Linked DNA regions of Homo sapiens: region 1 is linked to region 2. Evidence: chromatin loops called from intact Hi-C (ENCODE). Cell type or tissue: natural killer cell. All regions are shown on one strand. Each heading gives the region's core, and the rest is flanking DNA. Links, peaks and the distances in the headings are about the cores only.

Evidence for each region. A loop is a pair of places that touch in the nucleus more often than their neighbours do. Peaks named below come from ENCODE experiments on the same cell type or tissue, not always from the same donor. Only the 100,000 strongest peaks of a DNase experiment are listed, where the experiment ranks them.
Region 1: it touches region 2 in a loop (7-fold over the local background); 23 of 110 quality-filtered maps call a loop at or near these places.

What each region holds. Positions count from the first base shown.
Region 1 is chr4:93,787,821-93,795,820 of GRCh38, reverse strand. It overlaps a transcript of GRID2 not described here. Among named protein-coding and RNA genes, the nearest start is that of ATOH1, 37 kb to the left of the region's middle. RefSeq lists a silencer at 4,052-4,111. In natural killer cell, for the core only: CTCF peaks have their summits at 3,893 and 4,098; no DNase peak of the experiment used is centred there.
Region 2 is chr4:94,384,190-94,396,100 of GRCh38, reverse strand. No RefSeq gene overlaps it. Among named protein-coding and RNA genes, the nearest start is that of HPGDS, 47 kb to the right of the region's middle. RefSeq lists an enhancer at 11,001-11,502. In natural killer cell, for the core only: no CTCF peak of the experiment used is centred there; a DNase peak (open chromatin) is centred at 5,080.

The DNA of each region.
Region 1 (8,000 bases), core at 1-8,000, 600 kb after region 2:
AACAATCTACCTTTGGTTTTCACATGAACCACTGCTGATAATATAATTGCATTTAAGACCTGTAGCATTATACACATATTCCTGTGTAAATAACGTTGGGATTAATCCCGTAATTTGGGATTAATAACATTTACAGAAGTTAGGAAGAATCCTATACTTGCTCACCTGTTTACAAGAGTGGTAATAAAATAATCTATTAAAGAAATACAATAATTTTAACTAAAAAATTATACCAAGCAATAAAGGTAAATTTGAAATGTTGTATTTCAATAAATTTATTTATACTTATTTTAAAAAGTACCAAGCTTAAGTTTAAATTGAAGGACCATGTTCTTTAGCAAAATATACACTACTGCCTTTCTGTTTATTGATTCTTTCTCTTGTAATTTTTCACTTAATGGAAATCTGTCATTAAGGTGGAAATTAAGTAAAGGTATATGATTCCTTTTTAAAATAATATATAACATATATATAATACACACTTACATAGTCTTTTTCTTCATGATGCTTCTATAAGTCTTTTTGCCTTATTGTGATTTCCGAAAGTATTTTCCTTTAAAGATTTCTGTTGGTTTTGAATTTTTTCTACCTGTTATAGTCACACTACTATATACTATAGTAATAATGTATTATGAAAAGAAATTATTTTTGTGCTACTGTTCAAAATATTATATCTGAGATTAAATATATCATAACTATGATTCTGCTCATTGTATCTCTTAGTTTTTTGTCTTTATGCTAAAATATCTTCTTATGTGAAAAAGTAGGTTATTGATATTTTAAACTCAATGTGAAACTTAGTCATCAATTTTGATTTACCAGACCATTACAGTTTGTTTTCTAAAGTAAATAAGGTTACAGTAATAAGTACTTCATGGGAGCACTTAAAGATGATACATTGGGGAATGTAAAAATTATTAGCTCTTCTCATCTGCCTCTCACAATCTTTTCATCCTGAAGCTTTCTCCTGAGTCTTCCATTCATGAAGAATATCCTAGTAGAACAACAGATGCAAGGAATTGTGAGGAGAGAAGGGGAGTGGGGAGAAAAATGGAAGAAGAAACTGGTTAAGCACAGTTTATTTCTGAGGGGAATAATGTTCCTTAATTTAAGCTGCATTATGCAAAACAAAACAAAAATTATCTGCAAGTTGGCAAACCCTGCCAAAGTGCAACAGAAGTGAGAAACTGAGTTAGCAGGCATCAGATTTGAGAAAGGCTCGCCGAGACGCTTTGAAGAAAGCAAGCTGCACGACCCCCATCCTCGGGCATAAATAAACTCCAAACAGACTCATTGGCCATGAAGGATGAGATGTGGAGGTGCCGTGGCGCCTGGGTCTCTGCCTCTCCACGGCTCCTTTCCCTAAGTCGTTCTGGTGGGTTTTTGTGTCCCAAAGTTGTCCCTATGCAAACAACAGGTTGAATATTGTAGGTGTGGGTTATTAAAGTGTCCCTGGGACAATGGCAGTCTGTGTCCCATTTGTAACGCTTGGATTAATCTTTGGAAAGTGCACACAAAATGTGACATGATGTTGGCTTCAAACATTATTCAGTCTGCATAGCAGCAAATCCTGCCCTGTCTCCCTGGAAATAAAACTCCACAGACGTATCACTGCCATCTAAAAGGAACCTATCATTTATGCTCAAGATTAGGGACACCCTGATAGAATTGTTAGGAGTTTGATTTTATAGTTTGAAGAAGCACTCACAATGGAAACAAATTATACTCTAACATCTCATTCACAGATTCCCTAAAGAAAGTCAGTAATCAGGTAAATCATATTCTTTTTTTTTTTCTGCAGATGGGAGAAATAAGAAAGGCTTTATCTTTTTAAGACAATTCCACATTAGTTTAGGATTATAACCCAGAACTGACCCCTGAAAAGAGGGAAGATTCTTGGCATTTCACCCTTTTTAATCTCATTTTTCCTTTTTGATTTTAAAGGTTCTGGAGGAGCACTAAGATGTGAAAACTGGATGAGAAAAACATGCCAAGAAGAGAGAGCGTTCATCATATTTTCTGTTTGCATACGTCCTTGGTGCTTCTGAAGCTTTGAGGCTTAGCTTCCCCTCATTGTACACAGGAAAATTCTTCTTGACTTATGTGTGTTGTTCACAAAAGTACTAAGTAGCATCATGGAATTTGAGAAGGTGTTTTCTCAAATCATTTGTTTTTGAGTGTATCTCAATATTACAATTTCAGAAGACAATTAGAACTAGGATAATAGAAATATAGAGAGAATGCATGTTAAATTACAGACAAGCATCAATGATGGTTGAAATTCCCATAGAACCAAGTTGGAAAATATGATCTGTCGTTTAAGACCAATTCCACACATAGGAGGAATTGGAAGTTGCCTAACAAAACAGATTTAGGCACAAAAGTCAGGGCATTGTTCTAGAACAATGGTCTTTAAAGTGTGCTATAGATCAATGTTTCTACGTTCATTATCAGAATCTAATTACTCTGAGTGTGATGTTTTTCTTTAATCTCTTAGGGAAGGAGGGCATCTTCAAAGCCTGCTAGGTGTGGCTTCTTTTAAATTCTGTAGTATAGACATTTTCTTACACAGCTTTTGTATGTGGATCCATCGAAACACCAAAAATAAACTGAATGCTTAGTCCTTGGTCTGAAACAGTCATCCATTTTTCTAATTTCTTGCCTTTTAATAAGTAAATTTTATGAATTTTAAGTTATACATTTATATTTCAAATACTGCTTTAATTTGTTTGGCATAGTGGGATCGAGCATAAGGTTTTATTTAGAAAACAATACAGTTTCCATTGAAAAATAGGTTAAAAAGATACTTATAAAGGACTATGGCTAAACTGCATGTACATTGTTTCACAGTTTAACTAGAAGAGGTGGGAAAAATCTGTGGAACCTGACGTCCTACCTGGAGCAGTGGATGTGGCAGTGGGTAAAGGAATAGGTGGGACCTCCAGCTGGCACTCACAAACCACCATGAATCGTCCTCTCCTCCCCTCCATCATCAATCAGAACAACCCGGGTGAGACTGAGGTTTCACCATGGATCACAAATGCCCTTGTTGTATAGACTCTAAAATTGCACATGGCCTCTTTCTGATGTGTTCTCTTTCTTGGACTTCATTTTTCACCTGCCATATGTCTATTTGGACCTGATGTTCCAATAGTTGCATTGATTTGTGTTATCCTGACATTCACTTTATTCAGAATTAAAAGTGGGGTGAAAGGGGTGTGGTAGGGTTCCCAGCATGATTTTTGTTCTGGGTCAGCCAAAGGTGAAGGAGAAGCAAAACTGAGTTAGGCCAATGCAAAATTGGCCTAATGTAGGTGAGGAAGAAAATGGTCAATTCATAATTTTGCATTGGCCTAACTCAGTTTTCAGTTTTCATTTTGCGGGTGTAGGTCAGGTAAAACCCAGCCTTCCAAGAAGAAAGTGGCTTAGTGAGATGAACAGAGCACATAAGAGAGGGCTAGGTGTGGGGGAGAATTAAAGGTACAGATGTGTATGTTGCCAAACTAGCCTCATAGCACCACTTTCAGTAGGAACAGGCATTCTCACCAAAATTGGTGAAAGGGTTAGAGAGGGAAGTGGGATTAGAATTGAGTTAACTTTTGCTGACAAAAGTCTTTGTTTTCTGATGATTTGGGCAGCAGGTTGGGGCTTGGAGGTGTCATAAGACTTTATTTAGAAATTATGAATATATGAAAATAATATGGACAAAATATTTCCATTTCTTTTCATTTTTATTTTTATGAACTAAGAAAACAACAGACACAAAATACCACCATCTACACTCAACCCTTTTGAAAGTACACTGTAAATCATCTATATTTACAAGTTTCAGATACATTCTTTTACAAATAGTAAACATTAAAACAACCTAAAGGGCTTAAATGATGGGCTTATTCATCGTTAAAGGGAAGAATAAAGTCTATTTAAAATACTTTATTTTTCAAAAGAGGGCTGAGACTTTTCACACAATGCTGTTTGCTCACAGAAAACAGAATTTAAAGCTAAACTCTCAACAAATGATACCACAGCGCCACCATCTGGCTCTACAAAAGACAGCAGGGAGTCAGTCTGTACTAGAGGAGGAGGCCCGTGTTTTCTTTCCTGGTGAGCATTTGGAGAAACAAGAAGGGGACTCTCAGTGTGACTCTGTAATTGTCACCACTTTGGCTAACATTCAGGGTGCAAGGAACTGCCTCTATTTCTTTTTCTGTTTCTATTTTAATTTGAAAAACAAACACATTTTTAGTGGATAAAACCTTTAAAAATGAAAATCTCCTTAAAGTTAGTCTTTCCTTTTTTTTTGGACAACAAATATAAAGACCGTTTTTAGTCTGAAGAGTTTGTAATTTTAGTGGTGGTTTGGTAGAGCTTCTCTAAATAGACCTGCCTTACTAATTTTCAACTTGCCTTGGATATGACCTTTTTATAATGTTGCTGAAGTTTCCTTAAGTTCTTAAAGTTCTAGACATATTTAAGATCAAAACATATTCCAATACATAATCAGAACAATTTTGGCCCTGACACGAGGTGGTGCATATTTAAAAGTCTGCTTTTAAATGCAGTGGAATACAATGTATACTTCCAAAATCTGAATGTCTTAAAGGTTTTTTTTTATTTTATATTGCAGGTTTACAAGATTGCACAAAATTGCTAAATAACAGGGTGACTAACACATATGTTTTCATTTGTACATCTCTCTAAGAAAGATCTTTTAGAACTGGATTGGAAGGTAAAATGTTAGCTTTTATTGTATTTTACACTCTTGCAGCATCAATCTTTAATTACCACTTGCATTATATTAAACAGAAATTTGTACAGAATAATAACGGTAGAACACTATTTTGAGCCTACTGTGAACAAAGAACTGTGCTAAGTGTTTTACGTCTATTAAAGCATTAAATCCTTTCAGATATGATGAGAAACGTTCTATTATTACTTCTGTTTTGTGGGAGAGGAAAATGAAACACAGAGACGTTCAGTAACTTGCCTAGGGTAGCACAGCTGACAAATGGCAGATGTGAACCCTGGCTTTTAGACTCTAATTTCTTTGGGCTGCCACTAACTTTGTTCTCTCAGGATCTTCTAAAAACATTTAACATTGTATGTTCTTTCATATTATTATGTTTTCTCTTTTTACATGAACATGTTTGTCAAAAGATTAGTTTTTAAAAATGTTATTTTAAATATTTCAATAATTTTATAGTTAAGATCATGCCACTGCACTGCAGCCTGGCGACAGAGCAAGACTCTGTCTCACAAAAAAAAAAAAATTATAGTTAAATAACATTTTTTGAGGGCTAACCTAAAGAAGCAACCATTAGGTATACCTTTTCCCTTCCTTTGGAATAATGCATTATGTGTTTAAAATAAATGACTTGGAAGTGAACTTCTGGAAATGAACTTTTTGTAAGTCCAAGACTGCTTTTATTTTACGCTATTTTCTATTTTAGATTCTAAGTAATCATTGTAGATATATTGAATTAGTCATGCTCATTTTATTGTAACGTGTCCTAAAAAGTTATTAAGAAAAATGTTTATATTTTGGCTATGTACAGAGAAACTCTTCAGTTTTTTTATTGCATCTGTTAGAATGCTTGGAATTTTCTGAAATTCTCTCTAGGGCAGTGGTCCCCAGGCTTTTTGGCACCAGGGACAGGTTTTGTGGAAGACAATTTTTCCTCCACGGATGGGCACGGGGTAGGGGTGGGGTGGGGGTGACAGATGGGGTGGGAGGAGGTGAAGTGGGGGGAGGGGGATGGTTTTGGGATGAAACTGTTCCACCTCAGATCATCAGACATGAGATTCTCCTAAGGAGTGCCCAACCTAGATCCCTCACATGTGCAGTTCACAATAGGGTCACACTCCTATGAGAATCTAATGCTGATCTGACAAAAGGCGGAGCTCAGGCAGTGCTCACTTACCCCCATTCACTTCTTGCTGTGCAGCCCAGTTCCTAACAGGCCATGGATTGGTACTGGCCCATGGCCCGGGGATTGGGGACTCCTGCTCTAGAGGTTCATATATTTCTTAAATTTATACTCTATCAATTTTAGGGAGTATGTGAATATTTAAATCTTATGTAACAACTAGCCTCCGAAACTACTCATAAACTGATCTTGAATTTTCTTTCAAAATTGAAAAATGTTTGATATGTCCCATATTATTCTGATGAGAATAGAAAAATATGAGGCCATTTGGAAGTTTTACTGTAAGTTGGGTCAAATGCTTTATGGGGAATAAAAAGGAAAAGTGTGGCACCAAAAATATTAGAAGAATGTACTTTTTTGTGCTGTATGCTGGATTGGAAAATTGATTTTGACCAAGATTATGCTGGAGTCACTGGCTAAGTTACCATTTGGCATATTAGGTAATAACAAGTATTCTATGAATTGAAGTTGTCACTGGGACATTAACAATTGCTTTACTTAAACAAAAACACCTAATTAGTAACTGATGTGGAGCTCAGACATTGTCTTCAATATTTCTAAGTATTTTTAGACAAGATATGACATTTATAACAGTTCTACTTATTTCTATTCCTTTTAAATTTCACAATTGCTAATTTAGGTGCAATTCAAATGTTTAATATAGCAATTAAAATAATTTATATGGCTATCTGATGAAAATGTGAATTATAAAACACATAATATCACTGTGTTTAGGTCATTTATCTAAGCTTTTGTATTTGTTGACTCTGATTTTCACCAGTATTACTATTATTCATGTGTTTTAGCTATCACTTTGCAGCTGGGATGGATATGAAGAAAAGAGAGATTGTGAGGAGAAAAGAGATTATTTCTCTGTTCCTTAAAGACACAGATACAGGATAATAAAAAAATGATTTGTTGTTCCATTGTGTTGTCAAGGAGTAGTTTGCTTCAGGACTCCTCAAGAGGTAGGACTGTTTCTATGCAGAGCCACCACAAGAGGGCTTAAATGTGATCATTTTTCAACAGAAGAACCAACAGAAAACAAAAGTTGGTTTTCTGCTGTGTATGTGGTACACTTCATGTAGGTGCAGTGATATTGATGAAGTGCTGCAATAAAGATATTCCTTATGGAAATATTTTTTGACAGGTTAAGTTGTGATAGTTATTCTACCGCATAGGAGACCCTTAGATTAATTACCCTTGAACGTCCTTTAGATCATATAATTTGGTTACTCAACATTATATTGCCCATTGAATAACTTCCCATCTTGTTAACCTGAGATTTTTGTTATCTTTTTTCTTCCAGTTTTGTTAAGGTGTAATTTACAAAAATTGCATTACACATATGCATATGGTATACAATGTCATGTTTATATATATATATGTACATATGTGTGTGTATATATATACTCACATTGTGAAATTATTAGATTAAGCTAATTAAGATATTCATACTTATCTTTTTTGTATGTATGTGTTGAGAACTGAAACTCTTATTATCTGCTTATCCTGAGACTCCAATTCTCAATGTTTTGCCAAAACCTAGGCTTTACGTTTTCTTTTCTTTTTTTTTTGAGCGGAGTCTCGCTCTGTCACCCTGGCTGGAGTGCAATGGTGTGATCTCGGCTCACTGCAACCTCCGCCTCCCGGGTTCAAGCTATTCTCCTGTCTCAGCCTCCCGAGTAGCTGGGATTACAGGTGCCTGCCACCATGCCTGGCTAATATTTTGTATTTTTAGTAGAGACGGGGTTTCGCCATGTTGAGCAGGCTGGTCTTGAACTCCTGACCTCAGGTGATCCACCCGCCTCGGCCTCCTAAAGTGCTGGGATTACAGACGTGAGCCACCGCGCCCAGCCTTAGGCGTTACATTGTCAATGTCTTGCTTAGTATGTCCACCTGGATATTTTACCTTCATCTCAATTATGATGTTTCCAAAGTCAAATACCATTTTTCACTCCACATACAAAATATTTTCCCTGAGTCTATTCGTCCAGACATCCTACCTTGAATCTCTGTTATGATGTCAGAGTCTTCTTTTCCTTTCTATAGCTAAGCCAGTAATTAGTAAAT
Region 2 (11,911 bases), core at 1,863-9,862:
AGGCTTTCTACAAAAGGTTTAAATTTTGAAGAAGAAACCAAGCTGTTGACTTTGATGAGATATGTACAGATATGAGTTAGAAAAATATTCTATTACTTCCATTTAGATAAAATGTTTTAAATCAATACTAACTCATGGAAATGTAAACCTTTGTTTTGAAAATAAAAAGAAGACTCATGATTTTTATTTTGTGAGCAAGCTTCCAAAAGAGAAATATAATTCAGTTTCTTGAAAAAAATAAATCTACTTAAAGGCATAATTCCCAGAAAACACCTGCATCTTCTCTGATTCCAAGAATATGACTGATTAGACATGAACAATTCTCTGCAAAAGCCATGAGTAATTGTGTTCATTTGCCAATACCACGCTAGATGACTGGGACAAGTTACCAGAGCTGCAGAACAAAGAGCAAGGGTTCAAACCAGGATAGAGTATCTTCTAATAATGCTTAACTTTGAGGAACAAGAGGCTCTTCATCAAAGAACATGATGCCTCAAACATGAGGAAACTTTATTTCTGTGCCTTCCTTCCAAAATATTACATGTAATATTGGGTATGCTAGGTAAGATTACAGCAAGATGTCAGCTCCATCTTTTGTCATAGAAAACATTGTGGCTTGAATAATTTTATGAGTGATTTTACTTCACATGGCAGAGAAACACAAATTAAGCTTTATATTTTTATGTTCTATAGGAGTAAACTAAATTTCATCAGTCATCCAGCTACTTTGAAAGTTATTGTGAAACAGAAAAATGTGAATGCCATTTTGTTGAAACACTATTACATATATAAGTGTGCATGTTTCTATGTTTATGTATGTAAATATACATATATATAGTATGACAAATCATTGAGCTATGCAACTAATAAAAATATCTGAAAGATTCTGAAAATAGACTATAATATATCCAAAGTTTTAATTATATGCCTCGTGTTTTCCAAGTAATATGGAAAAACTAAACTTCAATAGCTGTTTTTATAGTTCCTTCTCTCCAACTGAAACCAAAATCAGAAATGAAAAATTGTAGATTTTAAATGATGCTAAATACTATTGTAAGTCCAAAATCTTTACTATTTTAATACAGAAAACTTTGTTCAAAGCATGAATCCAAATACTATTTTGGAAAAATGATTATTTTATTTATCAATTGTTTTTCAAAATACAATCACCATTTAATATATTTTCCTGACTAAATCTTAGTTAAAATATAGATAATATTTGGATATTTAGACATCTTAAGGGAATTTTTAAAAACCTAAGTTTAAGAATAAAGTTTATTTTTACTTTATGTTTGTATTTTTCCATAGGTTATTGGGGTACAGGCGGTATTTGGTTACATGAGTAAATTCTTTAGTGGTGATTTGTGAGATTTTGGTGCACCCATCACCCCAGCAGTATACACTCCACCCTATTTGTAGTCTCTTATCCCTTGCCCCACTCCCATCCTTCCCCACAAGTCCCCAAAGTCCACTGTATCATTCTTATACCTTTGCATCCTCGTAGCTTAGCTCCCACACATCAATAAGAACATATGGTGTTTAGTTTTCCATTCCTGAGTTTCTTCACTTCGAATAGTTTGAAATCAGGTAGTGTGATGCCTCCAGACTTGTTCTTTTTGCTTAGTCTTGCTTTGGCTATGCGGTCTCTTTTTTGGTTCCATATGAATTTTAGAATTGTTTTTTTCTACTTCTGTGAAGAATGATGGTGCTTTTTTGATGGGAATTGCATCAGATTTGTAGATTGCTTTTGGCAGTATGGTCACTCTTACAATATTGATTCTACCCGAAAAGAGTTATTTTCCTATCGAAATCCTTGGCATCTTTATCAAAAATCAATTGACCGCTTTCTTCACTTTCAAAATTGTCTTGGATTTTCTAGATATTTTGCTTTTTCATATAGATTTTAGAATCACCTTGTACATTTCTCCAAAACAGCCTGTTGAGATTTTGACTGAAAATGTTGGAACTATAGATCAATCTGGAGATGACACTTCCTAGTTTTAAATTGCAACACATTTTTAAAGATTCAAATTTTATAAGAAACTTTTCAACTTATTGTATTGATTTCACTCTCCCTCATCCCCCCCACCATTATTTTATTTGTTTTTTTTCTTTCTTTCTCAAAGCTAAATAATTATTTTGATTGAAAAACTAAAATCCACTTGCCTGCAACTGGGAAGAGCCAGTCTAAAGGCTTGAACCTCAAAAACAAGGTATTGCTTTTATCTAGTGACAGAAACGTGACTTGTATTCATAAATTCTCATATAATGGTCACAAAATATAGGTTAAGTTTTTGTGTTATGGCATTTTATTGTCAGGATATTTTGAACATCTTAACTACACGAGAATCTCATTTAATGAGGGCCCATGAGAGACATTTTTATTATCAGTGCTAAGAAAAGTTGTACTTCTGCTAAGCAACCAGAATATTTTAATTTCAATGGATACTGAATATTAAATTCATCATATTTCCTTCCAGGCAATCAAAAAATTTGTGGTTTAATTCCAGCATTTGTGTAAGAACTTATGATTTCCAGTATATCCACTTCACACTTGCCTTCGTCTTACTATCCTATTTGTCTTGCCCTGATTTTATTTTTCTATTTATTTTATATTTTATTGTATGTACTTATTTTTGAAACAGTTATTTTTAATGATATTGTATGTGTATACATACACACATTATGTATATATGCAACACATGTATACACATATATAAATTCCATTGCATCATTACTAATCTTTGAGATAATAATTATGCCCATTTTTTAGTACAAACTAACTAGTTTTTAGAGAGAATACATTCTTATTTTACCAATCAACATTATTATTTCAGTAACTAAATATTTATTTATTTATTTGAGACAGGGTTTTGTTCTGTTGCCCAGGCTGGAGCTCAGTGGTGCGATCTCGGCTCACTGCAACCTCTGCCTCCCGGGTTCAAGTGATTCTCCTGCCTCAGCCTCCTGAGTAGCTGGGATTACAGGTACCTGCCACTACACCTGGCTTATTTTTGTGTTATTATTTTTTATTATTTTATTTTTTTTCGAGATGGAGTCTCGCTGTGTCACCCAGGCTGGAGTGCAGTGGCGTGATCTTGGCTCACTGCAAGCTCTGCTTTCCGGGTTCACGCCATTCTCCTGCCTCAGCCTCCCGAGTAGCTAGGACTACAGGCGCCCGCCACCATGCCCGGCTAATTTTTTTATATTTTTAGTAAAGATGGGGTTTCATCGTGTTAGCCAGGATGGTCTCGATCTCCTGACCTCATGATCCGCCTGCCTCGGCCTCCCAGAGTGCTGGGATTACAGGCATGAGCCACCGCACCTCGCCCTATTTTTGTAATTTTAGTAGAGATGGGGTGCCATTTTGACCGGGCTGATCTTGAACTCCTGACCTCAAGTGACCTGCCCACCTTGGCCTCCCAAAGTGCTGGGATTACAGGCGTGAGCTGTCACACCTGGCATCAGTAACTGAGTATTTAATACAAGTAACCTCAACTTAGTTCTTCAATTTGAATAGATCCTTTAGGAAAGAGGAAGACTATTCGACTAAGACTAATAAACTAAGTATATTATTGAAGCTAAATTATTTGTCCTCCATTCTATCTCCACTTCCCACCTCCCCAGCTGTAGAGCCCTGGAACTGCTCCTTCATCATCAGCACAAACTCCGGTCTCCAAGGAGCCCCTTCACTTGCCTTACTGCAGGGCTGGTGCTCTCCAGCAGCCCAGTGGAGTGGTGGATGTGATTCTTTCAAACGTCAGAGACTTTGCTATCTAGATGCAAGATTAGAAAACTTTCTGCTCCTCATTTCATCTTTCAGAACATGACCCACCCAATCTCTTGTGAAAAGGAATCCTATTTCTTAAGGCTTATACCATTTTACCTCTATAACCTGCTAATTTTCTTTGTCATTGCTATCATTTGATTACTTTCCTTTGATCATCAAAAACTTTGCACTTGATTCAGAGTCTTTCCCCTGCTCTAATTCCTGCCATCATTGTGGGTGGTTTCAATACCCATAGTATCTTTTCGATGCTCTGATTTCTCATTTTCTTACCAAACTCATCTTTTACGGCCTTTTCTACACTCAGTTATCTCTTCCCCTGGTCTGGATCTTTTAATGAAATTCTGGATCTTTTAATGAAAAAGAACAAAATTATCAATATTCCAAATAAATGGCTTAGACATTGAGCACTCTTACCATAATGTCTCATTTTTCTGGATTGATTCTTTAACTACTCCTACCTTGATGATCCTTCAGTGAAGGTCCAGTCCCCATTTCTATATCCTCTCCCTATGTTTAATTATCTTCCTATTCAGTTTATAGTTCATGGCCCATAATTCTAAGAACAATTTTGTCAGTGCCATAAACTGTCTTATCTCTCCTGTTTAGCAAAAACTAATGCAGTGTGACCTCCACTCTTTCATTTTTGTATATCTTAACCTGGATAACAGACCAATTTTGGAGAAAAATCACAAAGTAGGGCATATCCATTCAATAATACTGGAAATTTGCTATCGTCAACTTCAACTGGACTTTCAACATGGCCCTAAAATCCTAGTGTGTTTCCCTAAGCAAGTTGCTTTCTTACTTGCTGGACTGTTTTACATTTTCTGTGCTCTACTTTATGCCTTAGACTCTTATCCCATTTTCCCTTTTAGCCCAGATAAAATCAAAATCAACTTCCCACTACCTCACCATCTTCCGCTTATCTCTTCCCATTCTTGTCTGGTGCATCGGTGGAGAATCCCCTTCTCTTGTCTTCACCTGTTTTCCACCTTTGCCCAGGAATTCTCCTATTCTTGCCTTTAAAGAACCTTAGATAATGGATTCTCCCTCCTCTCCACTGTCTCTTCAACTTCTTTGCTTTTAATGAGGTTTTCTCATCAACATTTTAATTTGATCTTTGAGAAAGCTCAGCTTAAAAAAAATCCTTCTCCAACTACATGGTACATTTTAACATTTTTAGTATCATTAACAGTCAAAATCTATAAGCCATTTTGAGGTGCAGCCTCATCAATGCTACTTTTCCTGTGCACCTGAACCCAATTGCATGCTACAATATATTCAAAGTTAACCTCCTCTTGCCAGCAGGTGGCTCTGTGTCAAAAAGGGAAAAGGAAACAAAATAAAAATACAAATTGTGAGATCTACAATCTAAGATTTGGACCCAGGTCCTGGTCCCTACTACTCATTTTTTTTATACTTTAATGGTTACTACAGGAAAGCTACTTACTATCCAGAGAAGAAGAGATATCCATGAAGAAACAAATTAATAAAAAACTAAAGCAGTTATTTCAAGGAGATTTCAAATGAACTTCAGATCTATATGTATTTTGTTTTTTTTAAATTAACATAGCCAAAAAGATAAGAGGAGGAAAAATGGTAAGTACATTTAAAATGACTACACACATATCTCATTTTAGTGATCTTTGCTTTATTGATCTTCATAGATATTGCGTTTTTTACAAACTGAAGGTTTGTGGCAACCCTGTGTCAAGCAAGTCTATTGGCACTAGTTTTCCAACAGCATGTGCTCACTCCATGCCTCTGTGTAATTCTTGCAATATTTCTAAATTATTATTACATCTGTTATGGTGATCTGTGATCAGTGATCTCTAATGTTACTACTGGAATTGTTTAGGGGTGCCATGAACTGTGCCCTTATAAGATAGTGAACTTAATCAATAAATGTGTGTGTTCTGACTGCTCTACCAACCAGCCTTTTCCCTGCTTCTCTCGCTCTCCTTGGGCCTCCCTGTTCTCTGAGACACAACAGTATTAAAGTTAGACCAATTAATAGCAATGGCCTCTAAGTGTTCAGCTGAAAGGAAGAGTCACATGCCTTTTACTTTATTTTTAAATTTATTTTTATAGAGCCAGAGTCTTGCTCTATTGCCCAGACTGGAGTGCAGTGGTACAGTCATGGCTCACTGTAACCTCGAAATCCTGAGTTCAAGCAATCCTCCTACCTCAGGCTCCTAAGTAGCCAGGACTACAGGCTTGCACTATCACCCTTGGCTAATTTTTAAACTTTTTGTAGACATGGGGTTTCACTTTGTTGCCCAGGCTGATCTCAAACTTCTTGTCTCAAATGATTCTCCTGCCTCAGCCTTCCAAAATGCCGGGATTACAGGCATGAATCACCACACCCAGCAGTGACCCTCACTTCAAGTTAAAGGCTAGAAATAAGCTTAGTGAGGTAGGTATGTCAAAAGGCTGAAAGCCAGGCCTCTTGTGCCAAACAGCCAAGTTGTGAATGCAAAGGAAAAGTTCTTGAAAGAAACTAAAAGTGCTACCCCAGTAAACAGGTGAATGATACGAAAGTGAAGCAGTCTTATTGCTGATAGAGAAAAAGTTCGAGTGGTCTGGATAGAAGATCAAAGCAGCTAGAACATTCCCTTAAGCCAAAGCCTCATGCAGAGCAAGACCCTATCTCTCTTCAATTCTATGAAGGCTGAAAGAGGAGAATACCGCAGAAGAAGAGTTGGAAGCTAGCAAAAGTTGGTTCATGAGGTTTAAGGAAAGAAGTTGTCTCCATAATATAAAAGTACAAAGTAAAACAGCAAGTGCTGATGGAGAAGCTGCAGTAAGTTGTCCACAAGACCTAGCTAAGACAAAGAATGAAAGTGGCTAAACAACAGATTTTCAATGTGGACAAAACAGTTACATTGGAAGAAGATGCCATCTAGGACTTTCCTAGCTAAAGAGAAGTCAGTGCCTGGCTTTCAAACTTCAAAGGACAGGCTGACTCTCTTGTTAGGGGCTAATGCAGCTTGTGACTTTATGTCAAAACCAACGTTCATTTATCATTCTGAAAATCCTAGAGCTGTTAGTGTTAGGCCTCTGAGCCCAAGCCAAGCCATCGCATCCCCAGTGACTTGCACCTATATGCCCAGATGGCCTGAAGTAACTGAAGAATCACAAAAGAAGTGAAAATGGTCTGTTCCTGCCTTAACTGATGACATTGTCTTGTGAAATTCCTTCTCCTGGCTCATCCTGGCTCAAAAACTCTGCTACTGAGCACCTTGCGATCCCCACTCTTGCCTGCCAGAGAACAAATCCCCTTTGACTGTAATTTTCGTTTACCCAAATCCTATAAAACGGCCCCACCCTTATCTCCCTTCATTGACTCTCTTTTTGGACTCAGCCCACCTGCACCCAGGTGAAATAAACAGCCTTGTTGCTCACACAAAGCCTGCTTTGTCTCTTCACACAGACACGCATGAAATTTGGTGCCGTGACTTGGATTGGGGGTCCTCCCTTGGGAGATCAATCCCCTGTCCTCCTGCTCTTTGCTCCGTGAGAAAGATCCACTTAGGACCTCAGGTACTCAGACCCACCAGCCCAAGGAACATCTCAACAATTTTAAATCGGGTAAGCAGCCTCTCTTTACTCTCTTCTCCAACCTCTCTCACTATCCCTCAACCACTTTCTCCTTTCAATCTTGGCACTACCCTTCAATCTCTCCCTTCTCTTAATTTCAATTCCTTTTATTTTCTGGTAGAGACAAAGGAGACACGTTTTATCCGTGGACCCAAAACTTCGGCGCCAGTCATGGACTCGGGAAGGCAGCCTTCCCTTGGTGTTTAATCATTGCAGGGATGCCTCTCTGATTATTCACCCATGTTTCAGAGGTGTCTGACCACGTAGGGATGCCTGCCTTGGTCCTTCACTCTTAGCTAGCGGCAAGTCCTGCTTTTCTGGGGGAGGGACAAGAACCCTGACCCCTTCTCTCCCTGTCTCTACCCCTTCTCTGCTTTTCTGGGGGACAAGAACCCACTGATCCCTTATTTCCGCACCCTGACCCCTTATCTCTGTGCCCCGATCCCTTATTTCCATGCCCTGATCCCTTATCTCTGTGCCCCAATCCCTTATTTCCATGCCCCAACCCCTTATCTCTGCACCCCGATCCCTTATTTCCACACCCCAACCTCTTATCTCTGCACCCTGATCCCTTATTTCCATGCCCCAACCTCTTATCTCTGTGCCCCGATCCCTTATTTCCATGTCCTGACCTCTTATCTCTGTGCACCAACCCCTTATTTCCACACCCCAACCCCTTCACCACTTTTCTGGGGGGCAAGAACCCCCAAGCCCTTCTCTCCATGTCTCTACTCTCTCTTTTCTCTGGGCTTGCCTCCTTCACTACGGGTAAGCTTCTGCCCTCCATTCTCCCTCCATTCTCCCTTCTTCTCCCTTAGCCTGTGTTCTTAAAAACCTAAAACCTCTTCAACTCACACCTGACCTAAAACCTAAATGCCTTATTTTCTTCTGCAATGCTGCTTGACCCCAATACAAACTCCACAGTGGTTCCAAATAGCCAGAAAGCAGCACTTTCAATTTTTCCATCCTACAAGATCTAAATAATTCTTGTCGTAAAATGGGCAAACGGTCTAAGGTGCCTGACATCCAGGCATTCTTTTACACATCAGTCCCTCCCTAGTCTCTGTTCCCAGTGCAACTCATCCCTAATCTTCCTTCTTTCCCTCTCGCCTGTCCCCTCAGTCACAACCCCAAGCGTCACTGAGTCTTTCTAATCTTCCTTTTCTACAGACCCATCTGACCTCTCCCCTCCTCGCCAGGCCAAGCTAGGTCCCAATTCTTCCTCAGCCTCTGCTCCTCCACCCTATAATCCTTTTATCACCTCCCCTCCTCACACCTGGTCCGGCTTACAGTTTCATTCCATGAGTAGCCCTCCCTCACCTGCCCAGCAATTTCCTCTTAAAAAGGTGGCTGCAGCTAAAGGCATAGTCAAGGTTAATGCTCCTTTTTCCTTATCCCAAATCGGAGAGCATTTAGGCTCTTTTTAATCAAATATAAAAACCCAGCCCAGTTCATGGCTCGTTTGGCAGCAACACTGACATGCTGTACAGCCCTAGACCCTAAAAGGTCAAAAAGCCGTCTTATTCTCAATATACATTTTATTACCCAATCTGCTCCCAACATTAAATAAAACTCCAAAAATTAAATTCCAGCCCTCAAACCCCACAACAGGACTTAATTAACCTCGCCTTCAAGGTGTACAATAATAGAAAAAAGTTGCAATTCCTTGCCTCCGCTATGAGACAAACCCCATCCACATCTCCAGCACACAAGAACTTCCAAATGCCGGAACTGTAGCAGCCAGGCGTTCCTCCAGAACCTCCTCCCACAGGAGCTTGCTACAAGTGCTGGAAATCTGGCCACCGGGTCAAGGAATGCCTGCAGCCCAGGATTCCTCCTAAGCCATGTCCCATCTGTGCGGGACCCCACTGAAGATCGGACTGTTCAACTCACCTGGCAGCCACTCCCAGAGCCCCTGGAACTCTGGCCCAAGGCTCTCTGACTGACTCCTTCCCAGATCTTCTCGGCTTAGTGGCTGAAGACTGACACTGCCTGATCACCTCGGAAGACCCCTAGACCATCATGGATGCCAAGCTTTAGGTAACTTTCATAGTGGAAGGTAAGTCCGTCCCCTTCTTAATCAATATAGAGGCTACCCACTCCACATTACCTTCTTTTCAAGGGCCTGTTTCCCTTGCCTCCATAACTGTTGTGGGTATTGACGGCCAGGCTTCTAAACCTCTTAAAACTCCCCAACTCTGGTGCCAACTTACACAATACTCTTTTAAGCACTCCTTTTAGTTATCCCCACCTGCCCAGTTCCCTTATTAGGCTGAGACACTTTAACTAAATTATCTGCTACCCTGACTATTCCTGGGCTACAGCCACACCTCATTGCCACCTTTTCTCCCAGTTCAAAGCCTCCTTCACATCCTCCCCTTTTATCTCCCCACTTAACCCACAAGTATGAGACATCTCTACTCCTTCCCTGGCAACCAATCACATGCCCATTACCATCCCATTAAAACCTAATCACCCTTACCCCGCTCAACGCCAATATCCCATCCCACAACATGCTTTAAAAGGATTAAAGCCTGTTATCACTCGCCTGCTACAGCATGGGCTTCTAAAACCTATAAACTCTCCTTACCATTCCCCCATTTTACCTGTCCTAAAACCAGACAAGACTTACAGGTTAGTTCAGGATCTGCGCCTTATCAACCAAATTGTTTTGCCTATCCACCCCGTGGTGCCAAACCCATATACTCTCCTATCCTCAATACCTCCTTCTACAACCCATTATTCTGTTCTAGATCTCAAACATGCTTTCTTTACTATTCCTTTGCACCCTTCATCCCAGCCTCCCTTGGCTTTCACTTAGACCGACCCTGTCACCCATCAGGCTCAGCAAATTACCTGGGCTGTACTGCCACAAGGCTTCACAGACAGCCCCCTTTACTTCAGTCAAGCCCAAATTTCATCCTCATCTGTTACCTATCTTGGCATAATTCTCATAAAAACACACCTGCTGTCCCTGCTGATTGTGTCCAACTAATCTCCCAAACCTCAATCCCTTACAAAACAACAACTCCTTTCCTTCTAGGCATGGTTAGTGCGGTCAGAATTCTTACACAAGAGCTGGGACCGCACCCTGTAGCCCTTCTGTCCAAACAACTTGACCTTACTGTTTTAGCCTAGCCCTCATGTCTGCATGCAGCAGCTGCCGCTGCTTTCATACTTTTAGAGGCCCTAAAAATCACAAACTATGCTCAACTCACTCTCTACATTTCTCATAACTTCCAAAATCTATTTTCTTCCTCATACCTGACACATATACTTTCTGCTCCCCGTCTCCTTCAGCTATACTCACTCTTTGTTGAGTCTCCCACAATTACCATTTTTCCCAGCACGGACTTCAATCCGGCCTCCCACATTATTCTGGATACCACACTTGACCCTTATGACTGTATCTCTCTGATCCACCTGACATTCACCCCATTTCCCCATATTTCCTTCTTTCCTGTTCCTCACCCTGATCACATTTAGTTTATTGATGGCAGTTCCACCAGACCTGATCGCCACTCACCAGCGAAGGCAGGCTATGCTACAGCATCTTCCACATCTATCATTGAGGCTACCACTCTGCCCCACTCCACTACCTCTCAGCAAGCCGAATTAGTTGCCTTAACTCAAGCCCTCACTCTTGCAAAAGGACTACACGTCAATATTTATACTGACTCTAAATATGCCTTTTATATTCTGCACCACCAAGCTATTATATAGGCTGAAAGAGATTCCCTCACCACGCAAGGGTCCTCCATCATTAATGCCTCTTTAATAAAAACTCTGCTCATGGCCGCTTTACTTCCAAAGAAAGCTAGAGTCATTCACTACAAAGGCCATCAAAAGGCGTCAGATCCCATTGCTCTAGGCAACGCTTATGCTGATAAGGTGGCTAGACAAGCAGCTAGCTTTCCAACTTCTGTCCCTCACGGCCAGTTTTTCTCCTTCACACGAGTCACTCCCACCTACTCCCCCGCTGAAACTTCCATCTATCAATCTCTTCCCACACAAGGCAAATGGTTCTTAGACCAAGGAAAATATCTCCTTCCAGCCTCACATGCCCATTCTATTCTGTCGTCATTTCATAACCTCTTCCATGTAGGTTATGAGCCGCTAGCCCGTCTCTTAGAACCTCTCATTTCCTTTCCATCCTGGAAATCTATCCTCAAGGAAATCACTTCTCAGTGTTCCATCTGCTATTCTACTACCCCTCAGGGATTATTCAGGCCTCCTCCCTTTCCTACACATCAAGCTCGGGGATTTGCCCCTGCCCAGGACTGGGAAATTGACTTTACTCACATGCCCCGAGTCAGAAAACTAAAATACCTCTTAGTCTGGGTAGACACTTTCACTGGATGGGTAGAGGCCTTTCCTACAGGGTCTAAGAAGGCCATCGCAGTCATTTCTTCCCTTCTGTCAGACGTAATTCCTCGGTTTGGCCTTCCCACCTCTATACAGTCTGATAGCAGACCGGCCTTTATTAGTCAAATCAGCCAAGCATTTTTTCAGGCTCTTGGT